Regions from separate parts of the Mus musculus genome. Here region 1 is linked to region 2. A link is a contact called in ENCODE Hi-C data. All regions are on one chromosome and are shown on one strand. Each heading gives the region's core, a stretch centred on a gene start or an enhancer-like site at or near the end of the contact. The rest is flanking DNA. Distances are from core to core; before and after follow the strand shown.

Region 1 (4,593 bases), core at 598-3,097, 320 kb after region 2:
CTTCTGACCTCTGACATCATCAGATATACATGGTTCACTTATATACAGGCAAGCAAAACACTCATATAAATAAATTAAATCTAAAACAATTAAGAAACAAAACACTTGTTTGCTGAACTGTCTGCAAAACCGTGCAAGGGTTATTGTGCGGCGGTACCAAGCCACTGACACAGTACCCACTCCCTCCACTGTACTGATGCTTCCCCGATTTAGTCCATTGCTTCACTCCACCCCACCCCACCCCACCCCCTCCATCCAGTTAGTCACCAATTGTCCACATATTCATTCCTCTTTCTCTGGAATCTGTCTTCCTCTTTCAAGTTCAGCACTTAATACTGGTCTTTATGATCTCTGCCAACCAAGTCTTCTACAATCAACTCATGAGACCATATGATCTAAATGAAAAAAAGACAGAACCCCCACCAACCCTTCCAAAGGAAAAAAACTCCCCAAATTGCCTATTTGGCCTCTCTTGGGTCCCTAATTCATCTCCAGGGACTCAGGGGCCTTCCCAACACTAATGCTGCACCACCTCAAGGCAGACCACGTGTAAAACACTGGAGGAAGGGCCGGGCAGTGATCCCAGCGCTTGGGAGGTAGAAGTAGGCAGATTTCTGAGTTCCAGGACAGCCAGGACTACACAGAGAAACCCTGTCTCGAAAAACTAAAAAACAAACAAACAAACAAACAAAAAACCACGGGTACAAGTTGTTTGCCCAAAACACCCAACACTAACCATGCCAGCATCTGCTCATCCTCATGATGTATCCTTGACTACTTTGCTTCAAAGACCCAGAACTCTCCACCTACAGCCGTCCATCCTGATGCTTTCACAATCATCTGCTGGGAATGGTGGCCTGTCACCCTCCTACTTTTCTCTCTAGAGCTCAATCTGTCACCTACTCGAGGCTGCTCCAGTCTACTCAACTGACACTTTAGCACCCACAAAAATGACTGAGCATTGGCACGACTGTACTGTTTCTTTACAGACAGACAGTACCAACCCTCAGGGGAAAAGCTGTGCCACAGGCAATTTTCTGAACACTTTAGGAAACTCAGTAAAATGGCTAAGTGCAACAAGCACTCTGCAGTGCTCCGTGGGCAGAGGGCATCCCTGCCCTTCACTCCCGAAGTTCCCACAGCTATTTCCTGCTACCCTTTGGCCAAGTTGACACACCTTGTGGAAGAAACCGGAGCACTCTTCTATTCCACTGCCTACAACCCAAACACATCAATCTTCCAATTTACCTTCCTTCCAGCCTCCTCCAACTCATTGATGTGGTTTTCGTTTTATTTATTTATTTTATAAAAGAAGCCACGCGGCACCCGTGTAAAATCTCTGGCTGCCTCATTCTCTTTCTATATTCGGTGCGAATCGAAGCAAAGGAAAATCTGCACACAAATGACGAGGCGGCTCAGGACGATGACTCACTAGCCAGGGCACTAGCTGGGTTTGCAGAGTTCCTCCCCAGAAAAACTAGCCAGCAGTCCCTGTCTGCCGAGAAAGGCCAGAGAGACTCCAGGAGGACCCTTGTACGTCCCCGGCACCCAGCGGACACCGCAGCTTCTGACCAGGGTCAAGAGCGGGTCTAGCCCGGCCTCACCCTCCCCGCCCGGAAGGTCCGACCACCGGTCCTTGCCCCAGGCCACACTCACATTTGGCTGACCAGCTTCTGCCGAAAGGCGGCGCTACGCCAGTCGGTCTCCTGCCCCGAAACGTCCATGCCCGGAGCCCCTACTCTTGTAGCCCGAGTCCCTACCGGCCACCCCCGGCGCCGCCGCCTCTACCACAGCGACAGGCCCGAACCCGGAAGCCGAGCGATCCCGCTACTGGGCCACGCCGGAAGTACAGGAAGAATTGTGGGAAATGAAGTCTTGCTTTTGTATACGCATGCGCGCCACAGAAAGAGAGAGGAAGAGAGGAAGGGGAGAGGGGGAGAGGGGAAGAGGGAGAAGGGGAGAGGGGGAGAGGGGGAGAGGGGGAGAGGGAGACACAGAGGGAGAGACAGAGATACAGAGGCGGAAACACAGACAGAGGCAGAAACAGAGAGAAAGACAGAAAAAAGAGACAGAAAGACAGACACAGAGACAGATACAGAGACAGAGAGAGACACACATGCGGACACATAGACACACACACACCACACACAGACACACATACAGAGTCTATGTATATTTTGTTGCCAGTGTTGGGATAATTGCTAATGTATAACATATTTTTGGTATTTTAAATAAATTTGGTATTTAAATATTGAGATTTTAATTTCTAACATATGTTAAGTGTACATAAGTATATGTACATTCTACAGTCATCAAAATAAAGCTAGTATTTCACCAACAAGCAATGTTAGGTTTAGGATCTCTGCTCATTGAATCATTAAGCTCCATATTTAAAAGGAAAGCAAAAGCATTATTTCTGTTAATGTTTTCTCTGTGGTTCATATTCCTTGCTTCTTAGTGGTGCATCCCTTAATACAGGACATTTTGGTCTAAGTGGATAATTGTTGCTGGGCTTATGTGTCTCGAGTTCACCTTTCAATGTTTATATGATTTAAGTTTAGAGTAGAGATTACAAGGTAACTAACCAATTTTGTAAGTCTTCATTTTTTCCAACAATATGTAAGGCCTCATTTTAGAACTTTGTTTGTCCCAGCACTTGGGAGGCAGAGGCAGGCAGATCTCTGTTGAATTCAAGGCAGCCTGGTTTACATACTGAGTTCCAGGACAACCAGGGCCTATGTAGAGACACATTGTCTCAAACAAACAAAAACAAACAACACCCAAAATGAACCCCAAAATAAATAAATAAATAGACAAATAAAGAAATAAATAAAATACATGTGTTTATTATTATAGAAGAAAGCACCCTTTAAAAAAAAAAACTTTTGGCCTTTGGAAAAGTCTTAAACACAAATGAATTAAAAACTGAGTGTCAGGGCTGGAGAGATGGCTCAGAGGTTAAGAGCACTGACTGTTCTTCCAGAGGTCCTGTGTTCAATTCCCAGCAACCACATGGTGGCTCACATCCAATGTACTGTTTTGGTGTGCCAGAATATCTGAAGACAGCTACAGTATATACATGAAATAAATAAATAAATAAATCTAAAAAAAAAAAAAAACCCCTGAGTGTGGGGGCTGGAGAGATGGCTCAGCCATTAAGAGCATTGATCTATTGCTCTCTTCTGGTGTGTCTGAAGACAGTTACAATATACTCATATACATAAAATAAGTAAGTCTTTAAAAAACTGAGTATGGGGGTTGGGGATTTAGCTCAGTGGTAAAGTGCTTGCCTAGCAAGCCCAAGGCCCTGGGTTCGGTCCTCAGCTCCGGAAAAAAGAAAAAAAAAAAAAAAAAAAAAAAAAAAAAAAAAAAAAACTGAGTATGACAAAACTTAAAAAGAAAATTCAAAACCACCAAGCATGGTGGTGCGTGGTGATGCATGGTGGTGCAGGTATGGTGCTGAAGACATGGTGGTGCATGGTAGTGCATGGTAGTGGAGGCATGGTGGTGCATGGTGGTGCAAGCATGGTGGTTCAGGCATGGTGGTGTATGGTGATGAAGACATGGTAGTGCATGGTGGTGCAGGCATGGTAGTACATAGTGGTGCATGGTGATGAAGGCGTGGTGATGCATGATGGTGCATGGTGGTGCTTGGTGGTGCAGGCACGGTGATGGTGATACAGGCATGGTGATGCAGGCATGGTGGTACACCACTTTAATCCCAGTCCTTGAGAGGCAAAATTTGGCAGTACAGCTGGAGAAAGCTAATTCAGGTTCTTTATCTAAATCTTTTTTTTTTTTTTTTTAAGAATAGGAAAGCCAGGCATGGTGGTACATGCCTTTCTTCCTTCCTTTCTTTTTCTTCCTTCCTTTTTTTCTTCCTTCCTTTCTTCCTGCCTTCCTTTCTTTCTTTCCTTTAAAGATTATTTATTTATTTATTTATTTATTTATTATGTATATGAGTACACTGTATCTGTACAGATGGATGTGAGCCTTCATGTGGTTGCTGGGAATTGAATTTAGAACCTCTGTTTGCTCCGGTGGGCCCTGCTCACTCCGGCCCAAAGATTTATTTATTATTATAAATAAGTACACTATAGCTGTCTTCAGACATACCAGAAGAGGGCATCTCAGATCTCACTATGGATGGTTGTGAGCCACCATGCAGTTGCTGAGATTTGAACTCAGGACTTTTGGAAGAAAAGTAGGTGTTCTTAACTGCTGTGCCATCTCTCCAGCCCCCTTTATCCAAATCTTAGATTCCCCAAGCCATGTAGTCAGAGACCTTCACACAGCGTGGAAGCTTCACACAGAGAGTGGAAGATGTCTTGCACCCATAAAGATTTCAATAGTGCATTATAAACAGAAAAGGCAGCTGCCGGTCCATGACAAAATCAACCCAACCACGTCAACATGGGTAAGCTCATGACCAGAAAGAGAAGGCGGTAACAGCTCAACGATAGTCAAGCCTTCTTCCTCGTGGTGACCTGGCACAGCGTGGTGAGTATGTGTAAGACTATCTCCAAGGCATATGAGAAGAATGAAGACGACTTCTTGTTCGTGGTGCATGCCTCCCAGGCGACATTCAGACCC
Region 2 (4,587 bases), core at 783-3,282:
CCTAAACCATCTTTTATTTTTTAATTTAAAAATGTTGGGGGATGGAGAGATGACTCAGCACTTAAAAATACTGACTGCTCTTCCAAAGGTGCTGAGTTCAAATCCCAGCAACCACATAGTGGCTCACAACCATCCATAATGAGATCTGATGCCCTTTTCTGGTGTGTCTGCAAACAGCTACAGCATAATTATATAATAAATAAATAAATCTTCTTAAGATGTTGTTATTATTTATTTGTGCTTGTATGTGCTCATGCATGCAAGTGCCCATGGACACCACAAGAGGACTTTCTGATGCCCTAAAACTGGAGTTACCTTCAAACATTCAAGCAGTCCTAAGCTGCCAGACATGAGTACTGAGATACCAACTCCCTGAGTGAACAACAACTCCTCAGCACCTCTGCGGATACTGGGCTGTTCCTGAGTAGCATGGACTACAGGTGCATGCTACCATGTCCAGTCTGTATTCATTCTTTAGCCAGAAGTCGGGTTGGCATTAGATCTTCCAGAACCTGTTCACCTTGCAGGTAGGTGATACAATCAAGTTTGAAAACTTACAAGGTCAAAGACCAGGTCACTCTGCCTTTCCACTTTTACCCATCAGCGCGCAGGTGCACATGTCACCCAGGTTCTTTCCATCTTTCAGAAAGTTGAATGGACAGACAGCCCCCTCCCTTCAGTGCTAACATACTGTGCTGAGTCTATTTACACATTCCTGGGCGAAAAGCAGCTGACTATTATTGTTCATCCACGTTGTGCCTGGCCTTAATATGTAAACTCATCAAAGCTTCACAGGTTTTATAGATAAGCAAATAGGCTGTTAGCATGCAAGTTTCTTCCTCAAGACTGCACACAGAAATTGTAAATTTAGTCAGCTCTGACTAAAATCTGTCTTCTTCCTATCACAACATCCTTTTGTTGTTGTTTGGTTTTTGGGTTTTTTTTTTCCCCTAAAAGAAAGCGGTTAGCCTCCTTAATCCTGGGGTTCTACCCTTCACCACCCACCCAGTTCACCTCTTATCCCAGGTCCAAGCATATCTTTTATCTTCCAAGATAAGGACTGGCGTGTCTTTCTCTTCTGAAGCAATCCTGAATTTAGTTCTCTGTCTACTAACAGTCCACTGCATATTCCTGCCACTGCATCTTCTCGAAACTCATCATCTTTTGATCCAGTCTAACGCTACCATCTCTTAAATAATAATACGATTTGCATAGCTGTCCTTCTCCACAATCCAGTGAGAAGGGCAAAAAGTGTGTAGGGGAGGAGGGCGTCCCATTTCATGAGAAAGACACCTCTCCAAGGTCATTGAATGAAAACAAAAAATCGGGACCAAAAGCCCGGATTGGACTCTTGGTCCTTGGCTCATCCTACCACGCCTCACAGGCAGTCACGATGCTGCCACAACCCCCGCGCCTGAGATGTCACAGCGGTAGTCCGCCCGCCCACAGCTCACTGCCCTCCCACTCCCACCGGTACCAGACCTCCCAGCGTCCTGTCGACTTCCCGACTCCTCTCTTCACCAGAACCCTCTCCCACCGACCTCCCTACATCGCTGCCACCTCTATTCAGGAGCCCCTCTCTAGTCGCAAGTAGCCTTCTCAGACCCAGCAGCGTCCCGCCGCTTCGCCACCTCAGGCCCCTCCTCCTGTCAGTACGCAGGGTTACCTTCTCCAAGGATGCTGGTCTCTGCACAGCCAGGGAGCGGGCCAGTGAAAGTACTGTGTTGAAATAAAAGCCTCGAGAGGTGCTGGAGCCAGAGCTGGACCCCGAGCCGCCGCCGCCGCCGCCGCCGCCACCGCCGCCTCCTCCCCGGGCCCCAGCAGCCGCCATCACAGCGCACGCCCCGGCGCAGGCGGCTGGGTTCACAGCTCTGGGCTCGCCACCACCGGTCCTTACTGCGCAGGCGCAGAGGCGGCCGACTTCCCGGCCACCTGACCACCTGACTCCTCCCCTCTCCCCTCCCCCGCACTGGGTGGGGCCTGGTCCCCCTCTGCCGCTCCGCCGCCGGGTTGGCTCTGGAGGCGGGGCTCTAGCGCAGTGCTGGCGGAAGTAGTGCGCGCGGCGTCCACAGTGAATCCGCCCGCCGGCGCTGGGCTATCGACTCCTCGCTCAGCAACCCCTCCTGCTTCCTAGGTGCAGGCCGTCTCCCGCACCATGTCTGGCTATCCTAAAAGCTATAATCCTTTCGACGATGACGTGGAAGAGGAAGACACCCGGCCCGCGCCGTGGAAGGACGTCCGCGACCTGCCTGACGGCCCCGACGCGCCCATTGACAGGCAGCAGTACCTGAGACAGGAGGTGTTGCGCAGGGCCGAGGCTACCGCTGCCAGTACCAGCAGGTCCTTGTCTCTCATGTATGAATCGGAGAAGATCGGAGTCGCCTCTTCCGAGGTGAGCCTGGGGCAGAACTGAGCTAAACCGGCCAATCAATGCGTTATAAAAACGGGATGAAGAAATATTTTGTTTACGATCTTTTGGTATTTTTCTAATTGCCTACCGTAAGTTCATGGACATAGTGTAAAGAATTATGTATCAGGATCACCTGATGTTTACCTCTGGAAGCTTCCTTATCTATTATTCTGCGAGGTTAATTTCTCCCTCGCTGCCCTGCCCTCATGTCTAGTTAAAAAGTAAACTCCAAATAATGTTCTGTGTGAGAGTAAAAATGCCAAAGTGCGGCCTGTATTTGGGAAGTAGTGTCTGTTTCATTTACATATAACTTGTTAGGCAGAAGCCTCAAGCTGTTCCTCTCTAGTGGCCCAGTTAAAGTGTGAACTGTGTATGCTTCAAGTGCCAGGTGGTGCCTGAAGTACTGACGCAAAGGGAGCCTGTGTTCTTCTTCTCACATCCTTGACCACTTTTCACCTTTCTAATGGGAATATTTAAGTCCCCTCGCCTGGGCTCCTGCTCAGGAAACCAGATCCTGAATTGAGTCGACTCTTACCTTTGTAGACCGTGTGTTATTGTGACAGCTCTTTCCATCCATAGAAAATTTCAGCAACTAGGAACTTTGCTTTCCTTTAATTTACCTGTATTTGCATATGCACAGTTTAAGGGTGTCCCCTGAAGCCGGAAGAGGGCACCAGGGAATCCCTTGGAGCTGGAGTTGACAGATGGGTGCTGGGAACAGAAATGGTCTTCTGAAACTTCTTTAAGACCTTTTCTTTTTGAGGAGTTCGGCTTGGTGGACAGCCTACCAATGAAGCCCAGGCTGGTCTGGAACTTAGAATTCTTGGTCTCAATCTTTCTGATACTGGGATTTCAGGCATGTACCATCTTCTCCAGCATAAAATAAAGATTATTCCAAGACACCAGATTGCCCCTAAGTCTACTGGCAAAATAGTTGTTTTGGCAGAAGAAGAAATTACTGATATATCAGCCAAGAATAATCTTAAGTATTTTACAGTTTTGAAATGTAATAGTTGAAACAAAATACTGTCTTTCTTTACCAGTCTTCATCTCTGATCTTTGGCAAGTGTTCTCCTCTGGGACTTGGACAGATCTCTGTTGTTTTCTATTGCCACTGTTTGGTATTTTACCTTCTCCTACCTTCCCTGTTGTTGTCTCCCTGACGGCTAATGTATGTTCTGCCTCTAGGAAGTTGTGCTTCTGTGTACTGGATTCTTAATGTTCCACTCCAGATCAATTGGAGTCCTACAGGTCTTGGTGAACAGGTCACTTTGTATTGAGATAAGTGATAAGTTCTCACAATGTAGCCCATAGTAATCCAGATTGGCCTCGAACTCAAGATCCTCTTTCTTCAGCCTCCAGAGGGCTGAGGTCATAGACATTCACCAGATGCCAATGCAGGTAGGTCCTCTTGAAGAACAGAAAGCACTCTGACCTGCTGAGCCATCTCTCCAGCCCCAAAAGAGAACCTATTTTTTTTCTCTCAATCGTATCAATATGTAATTCTGACTGTTCTCCAACTTTATGTAGACTAGGCTAACCTTAAACTCAGCCTGGGAGTGCCGAGGTTCAAGCCACCACACCAAGCACTTTTATTCTTTTTTAACTTTAAAGTGAGGTGTTCTTTACATATTGGCCTGTATATTATTTAGTAGTATTGAAGGTTCTTTCATAGTTAAATACAATGAGGGGTGGTTTGGAGCCGGGGAATAGGCTAATGGTCATATTATATGCCATTAGATGGATGACCTGTTTATGCAGCAAGCCTCCTAATAATGAATATCATAATATTTGCTTCCTACATGAACATCACCACCTGGCCAAAGCCACTCCCCTTCCTAGGATACTCTGCCCCTCCTAGAGCAGTATAGCATACTACAATGATCTTCTCTGGAGCCTGATTTCTCAGTTCAGCAGAGCCCAGCAACGAACAGTAGACTAGGGTTTCAATTGACTTTGCACCAACACAGTGGAAAGGAACTGATGTTTGGTAATACTGACACATAACGTGCTCAGCTGCCTTGCCTAGCACACGCTCCTCGGAGGCCTACTCATCCTTACATCTTTCCAGTGTCTGCCACTGAAGCCACACTGGGCATTCAGTTCAGAGAGGTCAGAGAGACAGACGGCATCCCTCATAACCTGGAGGAGTGGCAAGGCAAACTCCTCAGGTTTTC

What was found. Hi-C counts contacts between places; a loop is a spot of excess contacts on that map.
Region 1: a loop to region 2 is called in a map of heart, with 4 times the contacts of the local background. The contact joins the promoter of Med15 here to the promoter of Snap29 in region 2. A Hi-C loop is called at or near these places in 2 of 37 maps with a recorded cell type or tissue (heart and left cerebral cortex).

The regions. Positions count from the first base shown.
Region 1 is chr16:17,721,100-17,725,692 of GRCm38, forward strand. Med15 (mediator complex subunit 15) reads right to left here and starts at 1,848. Exons shown (of 18, transcript NM_033609.3): 1 at 1,657-1,848. The coding sequence starts at 1,724. It also overlaps the pseudogene Gm6048.
Region 2 is chr16:17,403,968-17,408,554 of GRCm38, forward strand. It overlaps Snap29 (synaptosomal-associated protein 29), which reads left to right and starts at 2,033. Exons shown (of 5, transcript NM_023348.4): 1 at 2,033-2,392. The coding sequence starts at 2,156. It overlaps Pi4ka (phosphatidylinositol 4-kinase alpha), which reads right to left and starts at 1,898. Exons shown (of 55, transcript NM_001373955.1): 1 at 1,667-1,898. The coding sequence starts at 1,831.